Linked DNA regions of Homo sapiens: region 1 is linked to region 2. Evidence: chromatin loops called from intact Hi-C (ENCODE). Cell type or tissue: tibial artery. All regions are shown on one strand. Links, peaks and the distances in the headings refer to the core of each region. The heading gives the core; the rest is flanking DNA.

Region 1 (5,807 bases), core at 616-4,615, 140 kb after region 2:
CACTAAACGTTCATTTAATGAGTCAATGAATGGAAGGAGGGCATAGACTGGAGCAGGATGTTGAGACCCAATTGCCGTAGGCTCTGAATGTGATTGTGAATTGCTGAAATTGAAAGTGTTAATTTAGAAAGACTCATTCAGCAACAGTATTAAAGTATTAAACAGTATTAAAGATCTCTACCTAAAGTAGGTAGAGATCACAGGAGACATTCAGCAGCCATGGTAAGAGACCAGCAGAGACAACCCCAGAACTGTGGGTGTTGAGGAGAAAGAATCCAGGACAGATTCAGGAAATGCCATGCACCCGCCTGCCACTGCTCTCCCCGGCTTTCTGTTGTCAGCTTTCTCTATGCTACTTTTTCCTCTTTTCTGTTTCTTTCTTTCCTTCTAGCAAATCCTTCCTTTTCAATACTGCAGTAGATAAAAGGCAGAGCTAGTATCTTCATCCAAATGGTAGAATGAAGAGTATAAGTTCCTGGAATCACTTTGCTGGTGGTGATTAAAACAAACTCATGTTTATGAGGCTATGACTTGCCTATCCAAAGAGAATACACTTGAAAGAACTTCATAATGCTAGGTTCACAACAGTTTATTAAATAGATTCCTTCCACCACCAGCTTAACCCTCATAAAGCAAAGCAGCAAAATTAATAGCTCCACACTCCACAGTTTTATGCATTCATAAAAACCAGATCAGGTAGGAACTCCTCCACCCAGCCTGCTCTCACGTCCTCCGTGGAAGGGATTTCTCCCCCATTGCCCCACAAAACCAGAGATCCCCTCATGCACTATCTTTATTCTAGCGACCAGTCTGACTTATACAGGCTTTACACAACTTGAGAGGGGGAACCTTGCCTGACTCACCTTTGATTCCCCAGGATGTATAATGCATGACCTTATACATCATGGATGTTCAGTTGTTCAATGTTTGTGGAGTGAATAAATATATAGCATTTATCAGCCACTCTTTCAGAGATTCTTAGATCTTGTGAGGATCTTGATCCTCTCCATGGAGCATGGACAGGCGACCACCACATCTTAAACATAAGCTGATGTGTGCATTTTAAAAAAGTGAAGCTTAGCTCCCTCTGCCCTGCTCTGCTGTGTGCAGGAGTCAGTTTCCAAATGTTCAGAATGGAATTAATTTCTTGGCTTTCTTTGTTGCTGCACACTCATCATGAGCTACTCATTCTTCATTATCTCACTAGAGTATTGTCTGCCCTGCACAGTATTTGATAGGGGTATTGCGGCAGTTAAGGCTTAGCAATCAGACTGCCCTTTGACACAGCTACGAAAAGGCCTTTGATTCAAGTCTTGAGAACAAATTAAGGAAGTTAAGAATGATGTTCTAAGCCAGTGGGAAGTTGGAGACTAGAATTGCGAAGTATCATAATAAAGAGCTTTAGGAAGCTGACAGTGGTGTGTGTCACAGCGATTGGTTCCGAGGGTGTCCGCAACATGAGGAGGAGGAAATGGAGATGCGTGCATGTGGTTCTCTTACCTCACACAGAAGCCATGTGCGTCGCACGGCACCAAGCTGCCATTACCTTCTCCCTCATGCTGACTTAGAAGGCAGTCAGACCCTTTGGGCTCAGGCATTTTTATTTTGCTTACTACCCATGTATCTTGACTCTCTTCAATAGGTAAGATGAGGGGATAGAAGTGCCCACAGGGCTTCCCTCAAGAGGGGAGAGGCTCGGGTGGCTTTCCTCACATATGCATCTGATAACTTTAAAGGAAGAATAGTTTAGATTTAGTTGTTCTTGCTTTTTTAAAAATTATTATTTCCCCCACTTGGATACGCAATAATGTATTACCATTATGGAAAATGTGGGAACTGCAGAACAGTAAAAAAGAAGAAAATAGACTGGGTGCTGTGGCTTGCACCTGTAATCCCAGCACTTTGGGAGACTGAGGCAGGAGGATCACTTGAGGTCAGTTCAAAACCAGTCTGGCCAACATGGCGAAACCCTATCTCTACTAAAAATACAAAAAGTAGCCTGGCATGGTGGCATGCGACTGTAATCCCAGCTACTTGGGAGGCTGAGGTAGGAGAATTGCTTGAACATGGGAGGCGGAGGTTGCAGTGAGCCGAGATTGCACCACTGCACTCCAGCCTGGACACCAGAGTGAGACTCCATCTCAAAGAAAAAAAAAGAAGAAAATAAAAATTACCTATAATCACTTTATTCATACATAGGCACAGTTAAATATATATATATTTGATTATTATTTAAAGTTATAAATATGTTTACATTTTGAATTCATAATGCACAACATATTTATAACATGTTTTTAACTTAAAAAGACGGTGAATGTTTTTCCATTTTATTTAATATTCTTTCATAAGAATACAATGTTCTTCCAGAAGAGCATAATATTCCATTTATGGATGTGTCATAATTTGTATGGCCAATCTCCAGTTTGGGACAACTAGGGACATTCTATTTTGGTGGTGTATTTTAAACAAGAATCTGATGAACATTCTAAGCCATGAATATCTGTGCAGAGAATAAATTCCTAGGAGTAGAATTCCTAAGTCAAGAGAATCCCTCCTGTTTCATTGTCAAAATGACTCAATATGGTTTTTGCCAATAGTATCCAGGCACAGTCAAAGCCAGAGAGGACTTGACTATTCCATGAGGCCTGACATCATGGGGCACAGAGAGCATGGCTGCCTGGGAGCCAAGAGGGTGCTGGAGACAGGTGCTGCTCCCTCCTGGCTGGAAGAGGAAGGTGCTCTGAGTGAAACCTTGGTCTGAGACTGCCATTCCAGGACAGTCTGGTTAGAGCTTGTGACATGATGTTAGGGAAACAACTTTCCAAAGAGATTGTTTATTTTCCACTTAATGAACAGCTGGAATGTCAAATTAGACTAAACATTTGTGGAATCAAATCCCACTCATCAGCACTGCAGCTATATTAAAGCCAACATCTGGATCAGAAAGATGGAGGTCCCTCACCCGATTATATTCATTGGCAGTCCTCAAAGAAACAACCTCTTGAGATGTAGTTTGTATGCAATGGCTGGGTGTCAGCTAACTTTAATTATGGGAAGACACATATTATACAAAACAAACCAAACAAAAGCATCAAAGAAGAGGCTTCTCGATCATACAGGTCATTCCTTAATGATGATCAGTCAACCCCCTGCTTCCCTAGAGGGAGAGATGGTATTTATCAATAAGAGGAAATTTCAAATCTTGTCACGTCGCTGCCTTATATTGACAGGAAACCTGTGAGCATCGAACTCACTAAAATGCCATGATTTTCGGGTGGTTGTCACATTTGCTTTCACTTTCCCCCAAGTGGCTGCTGCAAGAATAAATTTCAGGGAATGCATGTTCTAGGGGCTAGTTTTTGCTATCTTGCTGAGTACAGTTCCTCCCAGTACAGTTTCAAATGTGCCAGGGAGGGTCCTGCTCTCATTCATTATTCAGGGACTTCCGTGATTATTTGGTTCAGAGGCGCCCTGCTTTGCGCTGCATCACTGGGATTTGGGCATGAGGATGTCTCAAGGCTCTCTGCAAAGCTGTGGTTTATGCATGCGGGTATCCACCTGAAGCCTGGAGCCGCCTTGGAGTGAGATAAGGCCCAATTCAGTCTCACTGGCAGCTCTAATCCCAGCCGGGCAAAGCAGAACACCAGATAGTACACTCAGATTGTGTTATCAGGCCCTCCGTGCTCAGCCATGCTCTCGTCTTAGCTAATTTCTCAGGCACTGCTTTTAGGGAATGTGAGAATTACACAGGTAGAAACCATGAGGTGTCTCCGTTGTAATTGCTCAGTGCCAGCCAATTTGGACAGGAAAAGAAGTAAATCAGAATATTTAAGAGCAAGGCATGTGTGCCAATATTTAGAATCTATATTTGACAGCTCTGATGCATATTTTCCAAAAACATCACAAGAATATATATTTTTTTAATCCCCTCTGTCTAGGTTTTGCCATTCTGTTATATGAAGGATACTTCTGTTTTAGGATTTTTTGTTCACTCTGCTATCAGGACTGGGTAACCATTTTGGCATATTAAACAAAAATACTTGTGAGATTCCAATCTGATTCCATTCCTTCCCAAGTCTCAAACAAAGATTGTCTCTGAGGTCATCTCCTCAATAATGATTAAGAGGAATGCTAACTCAAAATATGGAATGTTCCATGTGCAGTGAAAAACTGATATGAATAACAATAATAGTGGCCAACATTTATTGAATCCATACTATGTCCAAGTACATTTCTAAGTGCTGTGTCTGTGTTCACCAACTTAGTCATCAAAACAACCCTTTGAGTCACGTACTACTTTTAGATGATGTTTGTAATTCACAGAGTGATAATAGTTTTGGCAGTTTCTTCCATCATCTTGTAAAAATCAGGCTGTCTTGGAAATTCAGTTTATGACTTAATGATGCAGTGGCCCAGGCTTTGTTGAACTCAAAGCTCTAGATGCAAAATGAACATCACAGGGTGAGGGATTTGTTTCTACCTGCAGGGAGACAGCAGGAGATGAGAGAGAAGCAGCATCTTGCAAGGCCAGGGATGGACAGGAAGCAGAAGGAACACAGGGCCTCTGTTCTACTTTAGCACAGGAGTGCATGGATCCAGAGGATGCTCTGAATATATACAGCTTAGAAGAAGCTATAGAAACAGTTTTCCTGAGCCCAGCACACCCACAAAGCTGTAACAAATTTACACTTGAGGAAGGGGCATTAGAGACAAGGGAGAATTATTGCAGTTGCATTCATTTTTAACACACCTAAAGAATCTAGAAGCCAAAAGCTGTAGTAATGTCAGAACAATAAAGGCTGAAAATAGCTATGCAAGAGAATTGAAATAAAGCCAAAGCTCATTCCATGCCATAATGCTCTTTTCAGCCTTAAAACAGATCTTGAATACAATGCTATGAAGACTCAGAAAAGTGTTCAGAGAAGGTTGCTGAATCCTGAAGTTGGCTGTCCCAAAGCCTGTATTCAGGAAGAGATTTAAGAAAAGTACAAGTCAAACTGTGCTCATTTGGACAAAGCATGAGTGCATAATTTCAAGAATGTTGGGAACTTCACTTTATATGGAGTGAAAAGAAAATAGGTTTGAAGTCAGACAGATTCGAGTTCCAACGTTAAACCCACCTCGCTTTCAGCGTGACTTGGTTAGCTTATTTGACCTCTGGGAGCCTTAGTTTCCTCACCTAAACAGCTGAAGTATCAGTACTTACTTCATAGGGTTGTGGGAATTATTGAATAAGAAGTGAATATAAAGGGCCCGGCAGTAGCTGATACCTAGCAGATCCTCACCATTTATATACACACTCCGCACTTCAACGTTCTCCCTTCTCCATGATTATTAGAGCCTCATAAACTCCAAGATTATTAGAGCCTCACCATTTATATACACACTCCGCACTTCAGCGTTCTCCCTTCTCCATGATTATTAGAGCCTCATAAACTGTCCAAATAGAGTGAAATTTCAAATATTAAACAAGATGTATTAATGAATATTTAAAAAACAACCTAAAGCAAATTTTTATTTGTCTAACTTTTTTAAGTTTTCAAACTACTTTCTTCATCCATTATTTCATTTGATCCTTCTTGATCCTCTGATATAACAAGATTATATCAGAGACAGCAAAGGAAAGATTCTTCGTCCACTTTTACAGATGAGAAAACTGATGCTCAGAGATATCCAAGCATTTTTCTTTTTTTTTTTTATTTTTTGAGACAGAGTCTCACTCTATTGCCCAGGCTGGAGTGCAGTGGCACGATCTCGGCTCACAGCAAACTCTGCCTCCCAGGTTCAAATGATTCACCTGTCTCAGC
Region 2 (5,807 bases), core at 903-4,902:
AGATAAGAGTGAGTAGAAACCAACACATGGTAACATTTTTAGCTCTTTGCAACTACTTCCTGTAGAGCTACATATCTACGAGGCATTTGATCTGCTTTCAGAATTACAGCAGGCACCATTTTATGCTACTGCATAACAGAGATCTCCATATTTCTGTCTTGCTTTATCTTTTTCCTTGCTTTCTATCACCCATCCACTATGTCAATGCCACATATTTTAGAATTTGTTAAGGTAGCTTTCCACTTGTAGGTACCAATTTCCACATTGGTTAGGGTAATACTACGTGATGAAATAAAATAGCCAAAAATTTAGTGGCTAACACAATAGAAATCCTTTTTTTTTTTTTTTTTTTTTTTTTTGCTCAACTGGCTGCTGAATATGCGTGTTCCTGGTTGGCAGGTGTCTTAGGTAAGGCTGCTGCAATAAACTACCATGGACTGGGTGGCTTATGAATGACAGAAATTTACTTCTCACAGTTTTGGAGACTGGAAGCCTGCAATCAGGGTGCCAGCATGGTCGAGTTCTGGTGAAGACCTGCTTCTTAGTTCATAGAAAGTTATCTTCTTGCTGTTCTTTCTGGGGTCCCTTTTATCAGGGCACTAATCCCATTCAAGAGGGCTCTGCCCTCATGACCTAATCACTTTCCAAAGTCCCCACTTCTTAATATCATTGTATTGAGAGTTAGGATTTAAAATATAAATTTCGGAGGAACACAAACATTCAGTTTATAGTAGTGGGCTATTTACCTACACATAGTCATTCTAGCATCTATGTTCCTTCCACTTGTGGCTTCATCAGATCCCAGGATCCCAGAGTAATTGCATTTTTGTGGATGGGGAAGGAGATAATTTATCACTTCTTATATGAGCATGACATCACGTCTACTCATATTCCATTAACAAGAACTAGTCACATGATCCCATCTAGATGCAAACAAGGGTTAACCAATCACTGACTGAGCAGCTTCTTCCTGACAATTCTATCTTCTGAAGAGAATAAGCACAAGGACTTGGTGGACAGTTAGCCTGCTTTACCACAGACCCAAAAGGGTGCAGTAACACTTTAGATGACATAGGACACTATTCTAAGAATCTAGGAGAAAAAGGATTTTTTAAACAAGCCACCAACCACATAAACCACAAACAAATTATTGATAAATTCAACTCCATGAAAACATTAAGAACTTCTATTCACCAAAATATACCATAAGGAGAGCAAAAAGACAAGCCTCAAACCAGGAGAAGATATTTGCAATATAAACCCCTGACTTTACATATCTAGAAGATATAAAGGACTTACAAATGAATAAAAAGACAAATGGTTCAGTAGAAACTATAGGTAAAAATATATCGATACATACATGAAAAGTTGCTTAAACTCATTAGAATTCAGGGACACGCAAGATTGAGCTACAGAGAACTGCCATTTCATGTCTATCAGGTTGGTACATATTTAAAAGCTGGATAATATGAAGTATTTCTGAGGCAGTGTGGTGCAGTAAACACTTTTTACAGAGCTGTTAGGAAAGAACATTTACACGCCAATTTGGAAAACAGTTTGGCATTACCTCATAAAGGTAGTGGGTACAAGGGTATTTATTTTCTCATTATTCTTTTAAGCTATGCACACACATACACACAACACATATATAATTTATTCCACAGTATAAATATTTAAAACAATAATCTTTTGAGAATATGACATCAGAATTGTAGAAAAGGTGATTTGAAGTCATGCTGTAACCGCACTGGGCCTATTCTGTAACGCTTGATACCTCTTCTTCATTCTAGTTTCATATTTAGAACTGTTCCTTCCTCCCATCATCATATAAGTAATGGATAGCATAGCTTCTTAGATTAATATGAAAGAGCAGTTCCAAACCAATCCACCTGATCATCTTAATCTTCCGAGGGTTGATGAATAAGGGGGCGAGAGTGCCACGCCAAGATCTCTTTTCCATCTCACCCCCCAGTCCTCTGGAGGAAGCACACCTTCTGTTTATGTCAAAAGGGTTAATTAACAAGAGTTGGTGTCACTTCCAATAATTACTAGGAATTAAAATTTACAGAAGGCACAACAAGGGCCTGGCAGCTGTACCAAAATAAATCTGCCTCTGATCATGCAGCCGCAGCTGTTACATCTCAGAACATATTTTCCAAATCACCTTGGCTTTTTCAAAGCCCAAGCATGAGTATGACCAGATTCCCACAGAGTTCCTTGGACTTGAAAACAGGAAGATGGGCCCCACAAAACAGCATATGGATCTACCCTCTGGCCTTCAAAATTGAGGGGACTCATTTTCCTTTTTTCGGAGGACTGAATTTCAAGCGTTTGCTGCAGCAGCCAGAATTTAAGGCCATACATAAACTCTTCTCTTTTAACTTTCAAATGGAAATAATGAATTATTATAATAAACTGTAATATGTAGCCTAAATGAGACAGATCCTCAAGCACAGATAAATAGTTTGAAAAATAAAGTAGAGGTTTACACCTATCTTTGTGCAACATGAGGTGAAGTCATCCTAGAATCCCTTAGCATCCTAACGGCCCTCCAGAAACCACTTTCAATGTTAAATTGAGAGCACAACCACTCCTTAAAAATCCTTAGGCAAAATTTTGCTTCCTAATCATACATCACCTTGACGCCAATGCCTGAAACAAAACAACCACTAGAGGGCAGAGAACCTTATTAGAAATAAAAGTGCCTCAAAGAATGGAAAGCTTGAAATGCCTTCTCAGCCATATATATTAATTGCTGCGAAAGACAACATGAGGGTGGGTTGTTTATAAAATCTCTTTCTATAAAACCTGAGTCTTCCAACAAATATGAACCAAACTGGCAAAATTAGTGAATGTACATATTTTTTTTTCACTGATGAGCTGCAGTTCCTAACCTACCTTATAATTCAATTAACCCACAGATAACTGTTTTAAAATTTTTTCCATCCATTAGAGTCCTTTGTAAAAAGAAAAGTAGTATCCATTAAAGACTGCATGTTAGAAAAACAACACCTTCCTAATTTATTCTTAGAAAAGATTCGAAGGGAACCCTAAACCCAAAGAGATGGTGGGATATAGTGTGTGGAGATTTCATTTGGGAAAATCAGGATCCTGTTTTAGGAATCCTAATTTGCCCTGGGCTTGTTGGGATATAAGGTAATGACCATGTGGCTAGCTAATTCTTCAACTGGTTGATTTCTGGCTTTTGTTTGCATTGACACAGGCGGTTGTTATTGGTGGTGATGTTCATCTTGTGTTTCTGTGTGTCTTTCTCTCCAGAATGAAAGAAATGTTTTTCAGCTTTAGGGTCCTGCTTCATGACAAAAAGGAATTTCTAGGTCGTGCTACAACTTCCCTTGCCAACAGCATTCCTTCTGTGTCTGCTGAGGTACAAAATATCTCCATATAACCAAAATCCCTGTGAGCTACAAGCTAACTCAAATAAGCATTGATGCATAAAGAAAAAATAACCTACCCTGAGGCTGCACCTGCCTAGTAAAGAATGGAGCAGAGTATGTGGGCTGAAAAGGAGATGCTTAGGGAAGTTTTTATTTATCCCAACTGGCAATCATTAGTTTCAAATCTGTGGGAAGAATGGAAGTCAGGAGATAAATTGTGCAAAAAGAGTAAAAAAGAAAATCTTATGGGTTATTTGGTTAAATGGAGCTTGTGGAAGATTAGAAAAACAAATGAAAATGAAAAATGAACCAAAGGAGATACCCTATTCTAATTGAGTGCATGTGGAAAAAAATTTCCACATGGAAACTGCTGTTATGTTGTCTTTGAGAATAGGAACATGGATGAAGTGCAGTTGGAAGCTTTTGAATGGAACCCTCATCTTCAGAATAGATCAAAGAATTCCGTAAAAACTCATGTAAAATCCCCTTGGATGTCAGAGGGATCTCAAGTAAGCAGAATCCACAATGATTAAGTTTCCTTCTAAAAAGCAGTATGTGTGCTTAATTCACTACTTGGCTTGGAGTGTACTGCAGTGGAGACATTTTATTTAGAAGTAAGTGAGAAAAGCTGTTAAACATATAATAATGATAATGGTAATGATTATGATGTTGGTGACAATGAGAACAAACTCCTTGTAGTGCTTGGTTGTAAGCACTTCCCATATATTAACTCATTTAGCCCTTATAATAACTCTATGAATTAGAAATTATTATCTTGATGTCCATATTATGGAAGGAACTGAATTGAACTACAGGGAGATTAGAGGACTCACCCAAGGTCACATATATAGTAAATGGTGGAAGGGGAGCTGAAACTCAAGCAAGTCTGTTTCAGGGGCTACACTTTTAACCATTGGTTAAGCTGCTTTTCTACACAATAAAAAATGCTTTGTTCACATTTTTCTTAGTACTTATTGTTGTGTGAGTAAAATGTAGAAATCTGTAAACCCATGTAGTTCAGGTGTCCCAGCCCAGCTGACTTGGATCCCTACGCAGATTAAGAAGTATGCCTCATGTATGGTGAACATTAAATCGATGCTGACTTCTTGTTATCTGTACACATTATCATCCAGATTGTGTATTTTAAAATATACAGTAGTACCACAGATATTTCATTTTAAGGAAACAAATCTACTTATGACAATGTTAAATGGAAATCCATGTGATATGGTTTGGTTCTGTGTCCCCACGAAAATCTCTTGTTGAACTGTAATCTCCAATGTTAGAGGTGGGGCCTGTTGGGAGGTTTGGATCATTAGGGTGATTTCTCATTGCTTAACACATTCTGTTGGCGCTGTCATCACAATAGTAAGTTGTCATGAGATCTAGTGTGCAGCACCTCCTCCTTCTTTCTTCCTCCTGCTCTGGTTATGTGAAGTGCACTCTCCCTTTGCCTCCTGCCATGATTGTAAGGTTCCTGAGGCATCCCCAGAAGCCAAGCTGATGCTGCCATGCTTCCTGTACAACCTGTGGAACTGTGAGCCAATTAAACCTCTTCTCTTTATAAATTACCCTGTCTTAGGTATTTCTTTATAGCAATAAGAGAACTTACTAATACACCATGTTAAAAGGGAATCCTCCACAATTTTGCAGATTCTTGTCACCTGGAAGGAGTTGTTTGGAGTAATGTAAAGAAGGCAAGTTCAGCCACTGGTGTCGCCTACTCAACACCTCATCTCCTCCTTTATTATCTCCTCCTCATTCCCACTTTTTCCTCTTTCTTTTCTAGACCTGTCCTAACACTGAAGGATCATAAAAAATTTGCTTTCACCAAGAAGTTCAGAAACTTTAACATGGCTGATGTGATAAAGTGTTGGGTCTTTCTCTGAAGGTAAGTTTTCCTCCCATTAATCATTTTAAAATAGAACATAGGCCGGGCATGGTGGCTAACGCCTGTAATCCCAACACCTTGGGAGGCTGAGGCGGGAGGATCACTTGAGGTCAGGAGTTCGAGACCAGCCTGGCCAACATGGTGAAACCTCGTCTCTACTAAAAAAATGCAAAAAATTAGCCTGGCATGATGGCACACGCCTGTAGTCTCAGCTACTTGGGAGGCTGAGGAACGAGAATCACTTCAACCTGGGAGGTGGAGGTTGCAGTGAGCTGAGATCTTGCCACTGCACTCTAGCTTGGGAGACAGAGCGAGACTCCAGCTCAAAATAATAATAATAATAATAATATTCCATGACTTTGATCAAACCTGAAGGAACTCCAAAACCAAAAAAAGGTTGAGGGAGGATCTATGTGGCTCTGTGTGCATTGACATAATTTACCTACTCTTGTACTCCGTGCAAACATTAAATGCTGTAAAACTTGGGTTTTCTATTTAATCAAATCATACACATTTAA

What was found. Peaks named below come from ENCODE experiments on the same cell type or tissue, not always from the same donor. Only the 100,000 strongest peaks of a DNase experiment are listed, where the experiment ranks them.
Region 1: a loop joins it to region 2, with 3 times the contacts of the local background. A loop is called at or near these places in 23 of 110 quality-filtered maps.

What each region holds. Positions count from the first base shown.
Region 1 is chr13:96,819,974-96,825,780 of GRCh38, reverse strand. All of the region lies in intron 1 of HS6ST3 (heparan sulfate 6-O-sulfotransferase 3), which reads right to left. Among named protein-coding and RNA genes, the nearest start is that of LINC00359, 160 kb to the left of the region's middle. In tibial artery, for the core only: a CTCF peak has its summit at 2,708 (motif pointing left); DNase peaks (open chromatin) are centred at 2,700 and 3,518; H3K27ac peaks cover 3,122 bases.
Region 2 is chr13:96,955,344-96,961,150 of GRCh38, reverse strand. It overlaps LINC00359 (long intergenic non-protein coding RNA 359), which reads left to right. Exons shown (of 3, transcript NR_051966.1): 2 at 5,188-5,289. Among named protein-coding and RNA genes, the nearest start is that of LINC00359, 26 kb to the left of the region's middle. In tibial artery, for the core only: a CTCF peak has its summit at 2,664 (motif pointing right); no DNase peak of the experiment used is centred there.